Linked DNA regions of Homo sapiens: regions 2, 3 and 4 are each linked to region 1. Evidence: chromatin contacts called from ENCODE Hi-C or POLR2A ChIA-PET data. All regions are on one chromosome and are shown on one strand. The core of a region is the stretch at or near the end of the contact, and the rest is flanking DNA. Distances in the headings are between cores, read along the strand shown. Region 1 holds the start of CATSPERD (catsper channel auxiliary subunit delta). Region 2 holds the start of TNFAIP8L1 (TNF alpha induced protein 8 like 1). Region 3 holds the start of CHAF1A (chromatin assembly factor 1 subunit A). Region 4 holds the start of HDGFL2 (HDGF like 2).

Region 1 (2,700 bases), core at 183-2,682:
AATTTTTGTCTGTTTTGTTCACTGCCATATCCCCAGAACCTAGAACACTCTCTGGCAAATAATAAGCAATCAAGAAGTATTTGTCTAAGAAAGGAATGAATTCTGATCCCAGTGAGGCTCGTAACCAGACGGCAGAGCGCCTGGGGCGAGGAGGTATTACAAAACTCGTGCCAAGTAAGGAGAAAACTAACAGCGCCGTAACACTACTCAGGTCCCTCCCGGCCCCGGATTTCTATGACCGGCGTTCTAAAGTGGATAATCCTAGGCTCATCGGGTTCAACTCCTCTCATCTAACGGATCCTAAGAAATCCGAAAGGGAGAGGACTTTGGCTCAAGGTTCCCAAGCTAGTGGTGAGCAGACAAGGATTCGAACTGCACCCTTCGAGAAACTTCATGTCTGAAAAAGTTGCGAAACACAAGGGCGCTCAAGTGATCCCACGGTTCAGCCCGCTGCTTGCACAGGTGGGAAACCTGAGGCCGAGGCGGGGACTCCCATTACCTCGATAATCTTGATAAAGCGCGGGAACACCGGGTTGCGGGTGATGGCGATGAGCGGCAGGTGCGGAAACACATCGGGGATCGTCATGGGCGTGAGCGCCGTTATGACCGGGCCTTCCCCGGCGCCCGCGCTGCCCCCCGCGCCGCCGGCTCCTTCCTCCGCGCCGCCCTCGGAGGCGTCCTCGCCCCCCGAGAATGCGCCTCCGCCGCGGCTGCTCGCTTCCCAAAACCCCCGCCATTGGCCCCCAATTGCCGGGCCTCGGCCCCACAGTGCCCAAGGAGGAGAGGCGTCGCAGGTCCGCTGGCCTCGGAGCAACCACGCTCCTGCTGCAGTGGGAACCCGCCCCCCGGCGGCGGCCAGCATCGGCCGCCGCAGCACCCAGCACCGCGCCGCTCCCCACAGTCGCACGTAGCCAGTGCTCGCCGCCATAGCCCGGCCATACTGGCGGCTCACACAACTCGCGTCATTTCCGCTCGCCGCGAAACGCACGTGACGCCCGGCGCGTGCCTCGGTACCCGATGGGCGCGTGGCTCGAAACAGCCGCTTCAGGGAGCTGGGCCTACGCGGAGAAGAGGGGGCGGAGTTCGAGCATCGGATCGTCTCCGCCTCTTCCGGTCTCCCACTTTATGCGCTGAAGGCCTTTTCCGGTCACGTGGAAGGCTGTGAGCAGGCGCCAGCGCCCGTACAAAACACTGGTAGTGTTGCAAACGCAACGTTTAGGAACTCATGAGCAGCCTGTGCACATGCTTAGGCGCGCGGACAACATGCGCATGCTCAGACTCTAGACTGGCCACGGGTGGCCGGGTGCGCATACTCAGGCTCTGAGCGCACTTTGGGGTGCGCGGATTCGGGCTTCCCGGGATTCGTCTGCGCATGCTCAAGATTCAGGCGGAGCGCCGGGCTGCAGTGCGCGGAGGCCCGCTCCCGGGACTCATTGATGCGCATGCGCAGGGCTTCAGCCTGCACGTACTCGGATTGTGCAGCGACTCCCCGTGGCGGTTGAGGGGCAGTGGTGGCGGCGGAAGCCCAAGTCGATGCTGATGTTGATGCTGGTGGCGGCTGTGACCATGTGGCTCCGACCGCTGGTCACAGCTCAGCTCTGTCGGTGGGGCTGCCAGGACTCCTGGGGCTGGGGTGCTGCCGGGGGTCGGGAGGGTGCTGGTTCATCTTGGAGCCGAGGCCTGCTCCCCAACCTCACTGAGGCTCCCCTTTTACTCTTTTTAGGAATCGAACTTGACGCCTCGCTCACCCTACTCCACCCCATCCTCCCAGCCCGATATTAAGCTCTCCTACCTCTTTTTTTTTTTTTTTTTGAGACGGAGTCTCGCTCTGTCGCCCAGGCTGCAGTGCAGTGGCGCGATCTCGGCTCACTGCAAGCTCCGCCTCCCGGATTCACGCCATTCTCCTGCCTCAGCCTCCTGAGTAGCTGGGACTACAGGCGCCTGCCACCACGCCCGGCTAATTTTTTTTTGTATTTTTAGTAAAGACGGGGGTTTCACCGTATTAGCCAGGATGGTCCCGATCTCCTGACCTCGTGACCCGCCTGCCTCGGCCTCCCAAAGTGCTGGGATTACAGGCGTGAGCCACCACGCCGGGCCTAGCCCTCCCACTTCTTTTTCTTTTTGGAGCCGGAGTTTTTGCTCTGTTTCCCAGGGTGGAGTGCAGTGGCGCGATCTCTGCTCACTGCAACCCCCGCCTCCCAAAGTGCTGGGATTGCAGGCGTGAGCCACCGCGCCCAGCCTTACCCAGCACATTTTGAAATTTCAGTAAATGTTAGGTTAGTGCATACTCCAACCTGCCATGGGGACCAGTTGCTGAAACTCCGTTCCTGCCCTCAGGGAACTCCCATCTGGACTAAACTGTCACATTCAGTAGGGACCTGTGAGCTGTATTCTTAGGGTGTATGGCCTCATTTGATGTTTACAGGAAGATTCATAATGATTCCTTAACCTTATTTTATTTTATTTATTATTATTTTTTGTACAGATGGGGTCTCACTGGCTGGGTGCAGTGGCTCACGCCTGTAATCCCAACACTTTGAGAGGTAGAGGTGGGCAGATCACTCACTTGAGGTCAAGAGTTCCAGACCAGCCTGGCCAACATGATGAAACCTCGTCTCTACTAAAAATACAAAAATTAGCCAGGCTTGGTGGCAGGTGCCTGTAATCCCAGCTACTTGGGAGGCTGAGGCAGAAAAATCG
Region 2 (2,700 bases), core at 94-2,593, 1.1 Mb before region 1:
GTATTTTTAGTAGAGACGGGGTTCCACGATGTTGTCCAGGCTGGTCTCAAACTCCTGACCTCAGGTGATCCGCCCACCTCGGCCTCCCAAAGTGCTGGGATTACAGGGGTGAGCCACCGGGCCCAGCCAATGAGATATTTAACTTACTTTTGCCTCCTGAGGCCTGTGCCTCGGTCTTCCTGAATCCCGTGTGCAGGTCAGGACACACAACAGGCCCTCAACAATTTGTTGTCTGGCTTCCTGGAGGAAGAAGCAGCGAGGTTGCTATGGGCTCCCTAGGCCCTAGCTGCAACCGGGACCCAGAGTTGGGCTGCAGGGCGGAAATGGTGCTGCAGGGGACCTGGGAGCAGCTCCAGGGCCTGGTTCCCAGGACTCACAGCTGCATCCTCCCCGGGGGACCCCAGCTGGCGCTGCGCAGCCGGGAGGCTCCTGTGTGTCCTGCAGGCTCATTCCTACGGAAATCGAGGCTGGACCTGGGGATCCTCTGATGAGGTCTCCAGGAGCCCTCCACCTCACCCCAAAGATTCATCTATAGCCCCACAACCCTGGGTTAGATTCATCCCTTCTTGTGGCACAGAACTCTGTATTTTTAAAATTTTAACTTATTTTGATCTTCTTCTTTTTCTTTCTTTCTTTTTTTTTTTTTTTTTGTAGAGACAGGGTCTCCCTAGGTTGCCCAGGCTGGTTTCAAACTCCTGGGCTCAAGGGATCCTCCTGCCTTGGCCTCCCAAAGTGCTGGGATTCCAGGCGTGAGGCACCACACCTAGTTGGAATCTGCATTTTAAAATGGACTCTCAGATCTTTCTGACGCGAAGGGTTCCCCGAGGCCGTACTTTGAGAAACACGCTTCTGCCGAAATTCCTATTACCCAGGCGGGTAAACTAGCCCCAGAAGGAGGAAGGGGCCCGTGCAGAACCACGTGGTTGGTCTGTTTTGCCTTTTGGCTCTCTGGTCTCTTCCTGTTGGTGTCTCTGTGCCTCCCTCCCCAGGTTCTCTGTCTGTCTCGTACTCTTATCTCTTCCCTTTTCTGTGGCCGGCACCCCCACGACGGCCTCGCCCCCGCATCCGGGCCCCTTCGCGATTCCGGAGGAATCCCCCAGAGCCGCCTGACCCCGCCCCCAGGCTCCGCCCCTTCCCCCCACTTCCCCCCCGTCGCAGTGCCCTGCTCCCATTGGCCTTTTCGTACATTGCCCGCCCTGTCATTGGCTAATCCGGAGCGCTCGGCCCGCCCCCCAGGCCTGGCAACTCTCCGGTCCCTTCCGCGCGGGCGGGGCGAGTGGAGGGCGTGGCCTGCCGAGGGGCGAGGCGAGTGGAGGGCGGGGCCGCGCTGCCCGCCCCGCCCCGGCCCCGGCCCCGGCTCCGGCGCTGCTCCCACCGCCGCGGCAACGGCCCCGGCCCACGGAGGCGGCTGGACGGACCCCCGACGGTTGGACGTACGGACTCTGCTTCGAGAGTAGGTGAGCGAGCAGTGCCGGGGCGCCCCCCATTTCAGCGCATCTCGGGGGCCACCTGGCCGCCCTCTGTCTCTCCCGCCCCTTAATGCTTCTGCACCCCACCGCCTGTCCGTCTACATTCCTGCCTCAGTTTCCGTCTGTCTCTCTGTCACTCTCGCTGTATAGGTTAGGGGGAGACAGATTGAGTCTCAATTGCCCCCCTTGGCGTGGGGCTCTGCTCTGGGACCAGCACCCCCATCCCCCATGTGGACTCTAGTGGACTCTGCCCCCTTTAACTGTAGGGCCGCAGGTGCTCAGGCCAGATTCCAGAACCCTGAGGGCATTCCAGGCGGTGGGCAGCTGGGCCAGCCGTGCGGAGGTGGGCATGACTGTAGCTTCTAGCTAAACCAGGCATCGGTCCAGGCATCGGTGGCGGGGAGCCAGGCCTAGGCCAGCCCGGGCCCACCCAGACTGGCCCCTAATGAGCTCCCAAGTGGCCTGTGGGGACTTGGCCTCAGTTTTGCCAGCTGTGAACTGGGACCGTCGCTGCTAAGGTAATTGGCAGGTGATCTGAAGGACACCTGCCGCCTCCTGGCCTTTTCTGTGAAGTCGAACTAGGCCCATTTCCTGGGATGGGAAACTAAGGCCTAGAAAGAGGCCAATGCTTCCAATGTTTGTCCAGGGAAGTGGGGACAGAGGCAGGACAGAATCTGTTTTCTCTGCATCCTCACATTTCCCAGCACCTTCTCTATGGAGGGGGGAAGGGCTGGTGGAGGAGCAGCCCCAGGTGTAAACAGGCCGCCAGAGTTTATTTCCTGAGCCAGTCCCAGCTCAGCTGGAGGCGATGAACGCCTTGGGAGGCCCCAGGGGGGCCAGCCCAGTGGTGGCGGAGCTTGGACCAATCTAGGTTTGAGCTCTGCCACCCGCATGATATCTTGAACCAGTTTTTCAATTCTGCGGAGCCTCAGTTTCCTCATCTGTAAAACAGGAGTGGGTCGTAACTCCCCAAGTTGAGGGCTGCTGGGGGATCAGATGCAGGAATACAGGCCCTGCTCATAACCTGCCTGACTCTCGCTGTGGCTCTGCCCCAGTCACACTGGCCTCCTCCTGTTTCTCCAACACCCCAGGCGAGGTCCTCTCTCAGGGCCTTTGCATGGGCTGTGCCCTCTGCCACTACGGCAGGTCCGAGGGCGCCAACTTTGAAACATAACAAGCTCCCTGGATGGGCCGGACCCAGGACCTGCACAGGCAAGGGCTGGGAGGGGCA
Region 3 (2,700 bases), core at 111-2,610, 1.3 Mb before region 1:
CCACGTGACACATCTAGACATCTAGGTCTGTCTTCATGCCTTGACCATACTTTCCACCAGTCCTCCCCTCCAATTCTTCCTTGTCATGGCAGCCAGAAAGATGCTTCTAGAATGCAATTCAGGGCCAGGGGCGGTGGCTCACGCCTGTAATCCCAGCACTTTGGGAGGCCTAGGTGGGCGGATCACGAGGTCAGGAGATTGAGACCATCCTGGCTAACACGGTGAAACCCTGTCTCTACTAAAAAATAGAAAAAATTAGCCGGACGTGGTGGCGGGCGCCTGTGGTCCCAGCTACTAGGGACTCCGTCTCAAGAAAAAAGAAAGAAAGAAAGGAAGGAAGGAAGGAAGGAAGGAAGGAAGGAAGGAAGAAAGAAAGAAAGAAAACCTGTTTCTACACTCACAGGCTGACACTGAAGTTCTCTGTTTTGTGTGAGGCTTTTAATCTGCTTGATCTACACAGTTCAATCAAATATTTATACATTCACTCAAACATTTATTGACCTGGTAAATATGATCAGTTACTAACAGGTCCTGGGGTTCCAGTGAGGAATGAGTCCTACCCTCGCCAGAACTAATGACAAAAGGCAGAAATTAATTCATTAGTCAAATAACAAACTAATAAATAGACACAGCTGTAATTGCTTTAAGGAAAAGAACAGTGTTGTAGGCACTTGATATTGTCAGGGTTGGGGAAGAAAAGGCTTCCTGGGGTGACGATCTAAGATCTGAAAAGTATAAATTAGCCAGGAAAAGAGCTGCGAAAAGATTGTTCTAGGCAGAGAAAACAGCATGTGCCAATTTCCTGAGGATTAAACCAGAAACGATCCATTTCGTCCATTTCGTTCACTCATTCTACATGTTATTTACTGAATGTCAAATACTTCCGAAGCGCTCCCCAGACTTCGTTTTATTGTTCTTGTAGAAAGCAATTTATAATTTTAATTGCTGTTGCTATATTTAGCCGATGTCCCATTAGGATAAACTCAAAACTCCAGGTTCCTCATCTAAATCCCACTTTCAAGTTGTCATCTGCGCCTTGCGTAAAATGTTCTGGTGACGTAAGAGCCTGGGCCTCCCTCCTCTTAGGGACTATCCCACGCGATCAGCCAGTCGCAGCGCAGAGCAATGAGCTTGACACCTCCTTCCTCCAATCGCAGGGCAGCTCCTCCCAGCCAATGACAGGCCTCCGAGGGGAAGCCCAGTCCCTCGCGGATATGTCAATGGGCGAGCCCTGGGAGGAATGGAAGTCACGGATCTCGCGAGGATGCCCCCGGCGCCCCTCAATTCCCGAGGCGGGCCGTCACGTGACCCGGGCTCGCCCAATTGGCGCGCGGACTGCGGGGGTCGCCGCGGTTCCCGCCAAATACGAGCGCGGCGGCCGCGGCGGCAGCAGCGGCGCGGGCGGGAGGGCGAAGAGCAGCGGCCGCCTGAGGGGAGCCCGCGCCTCCGCCGCCTGAGAGGAGGTCGAGCTGCCGCCGGGGCGATGCTGGAGGAGCTGGAGTGCGGGGCGCCCGGCGCCAGGGGAGCCGCCACAGGTCGGTTCGGGCCCGCGCCGAGGGGAAGGGGGGGCGCGGCGCGCGGCCTGGACGGGCCGAGGCGGCGATGGGAGGCGGACGGGCCTCCGGGCGCCAAGCCTGGTCCTGCGGGCCGGGCGTTCACCCCCTGGGGCCTTCTCATCCCCAGCGAGGGCCTGGCGTCCCCAAGGGCACCCTTGTTGACGTTATTGTTGTAGCCGCGACCATATTGTTTGTTTCCGGCGCTTTTGCGTCAGTTCGTCCCTCCAGGACTCTCTGGGGCGGTGGGTCGGAGGGGCCGAGAGGGGAAACTGAGGCCCAGGGAAGCGAAAGGGCTTGCCCTGCAGGTTACTGGATGCGTTTGTGTCCCTTGACCATGTTGGACCTTGCAGCGGGTGGGGAAACTGAGGCCCAAGGTCGCACGGGCTCGGGGACCAGTACCGATGCCGCTGAGGGTCGGGGTAAGCCCGGGTAAGAAGAGGCCCAGATGGTAGAGATGGCCAGGAGGGTGGGACTCCCGAGTTCTTGCTCCTTCCTGATATGCACCGTGACTTCCTCCTCCGTGTGCCTTGGAATGGGGTCTTTGGAGCCCACCACAGGCCTCCTGAAACGTGGGAGGGTGAACCAAGGAAGACCAGACTGTCCCTCTCCCTTGCTGGACTCTGCATTACATAACGCTTTGGCAGCACTTGGCATTACGCTTTGGCACATAGTAGGTGCTCAGTAAATAACGTGAACGAATGAAGGGCTAGAATGGACGCCAGTCCAGTTTCTCAGCCTCAGCAGTGTTGATATTTGTTGCCGTCCTGGGCACGGCACTGCAGGGTGTTAAGCATCATCCCTGGCCTCCGCCTTTTGCAGGCCAGTAGCAGCCCCTCTCACCATGCCTTAGTAACAGCCAGAAATACCATTGCCCTGTGTCCCCTATGGGGCAGATTCCGCCTTGGCTGAAAATCATGGCTGTAGTTCCTTCTAGCCTGTGGGATTTCCCGGAGACATAAAATTAATATAAAGTTGGTACTGTCGTGGAGCTGTGATGTTTTAAGTCAGGATGTTTAACTTTATTTATTTATTTATTTTGAGACTGAGTCTTGCTCTGTTGCCCAACCTCTGCCTCTCTGGTTCAAGCGATTCTTCTGCCTCAGCCTCCCAAGTAGCTGGGATTACAGGCCTGCACCACCATGCC
Region 4 (2,700 bases), core at 27-2,526, 1.2 Mb before region 1:
GAAGGTAGAGTTATAGCTTTTTTTTTTCTGCTCTGTCACCCAGTCTGGAGTGCAGTGGCGCGATCTCGGCTTACTGCAACCCCCCGCTCCTGGGTTCGAGTGATTCTCCTGCCTCAGCTTCCTGAGTAGCTGGTATAGGTGCGTGCCACCACGCCCAGCTAATTTTTGTATTTTTAGTAGAGACGGGGTTTCACCATGTTGGCCAGGCTTGGTCTCAAACTCCTGACCTCGTGATCCGCCCGCTTCGTCCTCTCAAAGTGCCGGGGTTACAGCCGTGAGCCATCGCGTCCGGCCGAGTTATAGCTTCTAATACTTCCTGTATTTCCTGTTGCCGGGCTCAGTCTAGAGCAGGGTCCTCACAATCATTATGGGCCCCATCTTCCAAGTGCAGAGAGCGAAGCCCAGGACAATCAAGTGACTCGGCCCCACGGTATTCAGTACATTTTTCTTGAATGAATGAATAGGTCTGTGTGGCGTTTTGGGGCCCTGGCATATAGTAGGTACTCAGTTAAGTTTTTAACTAAGTGAAGAAATAACTATTTTGTGCATTTTGTGGCTGTTTATACTAAGAGCTCCCCCGGAGCCTGCCCCTTCCTCTAAGTCCCGCCTCCTCGAGCTGGCAATCGCCCGTCCCTGTTTTATGTTGTATCGCTCTTCTTTCGATAGCCAATGGCCGACGTTCCCGCTGAAGCCCCGCCTCTTGTGATGGCCAATGCCTGCTCCCTACCTTGAGGCGCTTCTCTTGTGGTATCCAATGGCTTGCATATCTACTTTAAGCCTCTCCTCCTGAGCGGGAGAGGCTGTCAATGACCCGCCCATTGCGTTAAGTGATTGGCCTTCTTTTCTGCGGTATCCAATGTTCTGCCCTCCTTATATCCCCTTCTCTTGTGGAGGTCTATGTCCTGCCTCTTTCCCTTAAGCTCCACCCCTTCACTCCCTTAGAGCGTCTGTTCGTCTCCTCCCACCTTTCCCTTTCACCTCCCATAACCTCCCATTAGAGTCTCTGGGTTACGCCCCTTGGGTCTGTCCGTTATCCAATCCCGTTAACTGCTGTGCTCCAACCTCTGTTCTTATTGGTCGCCTCCCTTCTCTGTCCCCTGCACGTGGTCCTGATCGACGGCTTTGCCGGCCCGTGACGGCCGGAGGGCTGAACTTCCGTTGGCGCAACGCCCAATAAGCGCGCGTCGGCAGGCTGCCCAGACAGCCTCCCCCGCCCCCTCGGCGTCCCGCTCCCGCCCCCGGCTTCGCCTCCCGCTGCCGCCGCCGCCGCCGCCGCAGCCGCTACCGCCGCTGCAGCCGCTTTCCGCGGCCTGGGCCTCTCGCCGTCAGCATGCCACACGCCTTCAAGCCCGGGGACTTGGTGTTCGCTAAGATGAAGGGCTACCCTCACTGGCCTGCCAGGGTGAGGCCGCGCGGGAGATGGGGCCGGTGGGGGGGGGGGGGGGGGCAGCGGGGGCCCCGGGCCGGAGGCGGGCACTGGAGGGCCGGGGTTGTCCTGGGCCTGAAGGAGCTGCGCCCCGGGGGTCTGGGGTTCATGGGGTCTGGGGGTGTCCGAGACCCGCAGCGGCCCCGCCCTGGGGGTCTGGGGGTCCTGGGCCGCAGGGAGCTGCGCCCTAGGGGTCTGGGGTTGTCCGGGGCCTGCCGGAGCCGCGCCCCGGGGTCTAGGGATCCTGGGCCTCAGGGAGCCCCGCCCTCGGGGCCTGGGGGTCCTGGGCTGCAGGGAGCCGCGTTCTTGTGGTCTGGTGGTGTTCGGATCCTGCAGGACCCGCCGTCTGGGCCTGCAGGAGCCCCTCCCGGGGTCTGGGGGTCCTCGGCCTCAGGGAGCTGCGTCCTGGGGTTCTGGGGGTGTCCAAGCCCTGCAGGAGCCGCGCCCCGGGGTCTGGGGGCCCTGGGCCTCAGGGGGCCGCGCCTAGGGGTTCTGAGGGTGTCTGCGGCCTGAGAGACTCTCGCCCTTGGTGTATGAGGGTTTTGGGGCTCAGAGAGTCGCTCCCTGGGAGTCTGGGGGTATCCTGGGCCCGAGGGAGTCGCACCTTGGGGGTTTGGGGGTGTTTGGGGCCTGAAAGAGCCGCGCGCCGACGGTCTGGGGGTCCCGGGCCCGAGGAAGCGGTGCCCTGGGGGTCTGGGGCCTGATAAATTCTCACTCTGGGGGAATGGCGGTCCTGGACCTGAGGGAGCTGCGCCGTGGGGATCTGGGGGGTGTCCAGGGCCTGAAGGAGCTGCGGCGCCAATGGTCTGGGGGTCCTGGGCCTGAGGAAGCTGCGCTCTGGGGGTCTGGGGCTTCTGTGCCTGAGGGAGCTGCACCATGGGGATCTGGGGTTGCCCTGGCCCAGAGGGAGCCACGCCTCGTGTGTCTGGGGGTGTCCAGGGTGCCTCAGGGAGCCGTGCGCAGGGTGTCTGGGAGGGTCTGGGACCTGAGGGACCCTCACCTGAGGGCCTGGGGATCCCAGGCCTGAGGGCTCAAGGTTCAAGTTTGAGCAGAACTGCGGAACTTGAGATTTGGGGTCAGATATGGGGGCTGAAGCACTCCCTTGTGGGTCCTGGAGAAGCCCAGTTTTGAGGGGCTGGGGGGCCGAGGGCCATGTGCTAGGGGTCCAGGGTTGGAGGAGGCAGTCAGGGGGGAAGGTTGAGGGTCAAGGCTAAGGGAAGCTGGGACCTCTGAGTGAGGGGCTGGGGGTGGGGGAATGGGGCTCGGGGCTCTGT

Evidence for each region. Hi-C counts contacts between places; a loop is a spot of excess contacts on that map. ChIA-PET counts read pairs that join two places held with the same protein, here RNA polymerase II (POLR2A). Pooled maps may share reads with other maps.
Region 2: a loop to region 1 is called in a map with no recorded cell type, with 19 times the contacts of the local background. The contact joins the promoter of TNFAIP8L1 here to the promoter of CATSPERD in region 1. A Hi-C loop is called at or near these places in 1 of 37 single-sample maps with no recorded cell type and 7 of 50 pooled maps. POLR2A ChIA-PET finds 5 or more read pairs at or near these places in 2 of 52 experiments (OCI-LY7 and endothelial cell of umbilical vein).
Region 3: a loop to region 1 is called in a map with no recorded cell type, with 17 times the contacts of the local background. The contact joins the promoter of CHAF1A here to the promoter of CATSPERD in region 1. A Hi-C loop is called at or near these places in 2 of 37 single-sample maps with no recorded cell type and 8 of 50 pooled maps. POLR2A ChIA-PET finds 5 or more read pairs at or near these places in 1 of 52 experiments (CD4-positive, alpha-beta T cell).
Region 4: a map of naive thymus-derived CD4-positive, alpha-beta T cell shows a loop between it and region 1 (24-fold over the local background). The contact joins the promoter of HDGFL2 here to the promoter of CATSPERD in region 1. A Hi-C loop is called at or near these places in 1 of 168 maps with a recorded cell type or tissue (naive thymus-derived CD4-positive, alpha-beta T cell), 1 of 37 single-sample maps with no recorded cell type and 9 of 50 pooled maps. POLR2A ChIA-PET finds 5 or more read pairs at or near these places in 1 of 52 experiments (BJ).

Annotation. Positions count from the first base shown.
Region 1 is chr19:5,719,205-5,721,904 of GRCh38, forward strand. It overlaps CATSPERD (catsper channel auxiliary subunit delta), which reads left to right and starts at 1,433. Exons shown (of 22, transcript NM_152784.4): 1 at 1,433-1,604. The coding sequence starts at 1,534. It overlaps LONP1 (lon peptidase 1, mitochondrial), which reads right to left and starts at 942. Exons shown (of 18, transcript NM_004793.4): 1 at 500-942. The coding sequence starts at 928. RefSeq lists silencers at 552-631, 762-811 and enhancers at 623-1,139, 1,092-1,191.
Region 2 is chr19:4,638,173-4,640,872 of GRCh38, forward strand. TNFAIP8L1 (TNF alpha induced protein 8 like 1) reads left to right here and starts at 1,344. Exons shown (of 2, transcript NM_152362.3): 1 at 1,344-1,457. RefSeq lists silencers at 865-944, 1,005-1,444 and an enhancer at 1,345-2,344.
Region 3 is chr19:4,401,280-4,403,979 of GRCh38, forward strand. It overlaps CHAF1A (chromatin assembly factor 1 subunit A), which reads left to right and starts at 1,361. Exons shown (of 15, transcript NM_005483.3): 1 at 1,361-1,535. The coding sequence starts at 1,484. RefSeq lists enhancers at 1,121-1,818, 1,819-2,514 and a silencer at 1,329-1,608.
Region 4 is chr19:4,471,021-4,473,720 of GRCh38, forward strand. HDGFL2 (HDGF like 2) reads left to right here and starts at 1,277. Exons shown (of 16, transcript NM_001001520.3): 1 at 1,277-1,402. The coding sequence starts at 1,331. RefSeq lists enhancers at 1-92, 353-702 and silencers at 1,203-1,382, 1,413-1,472.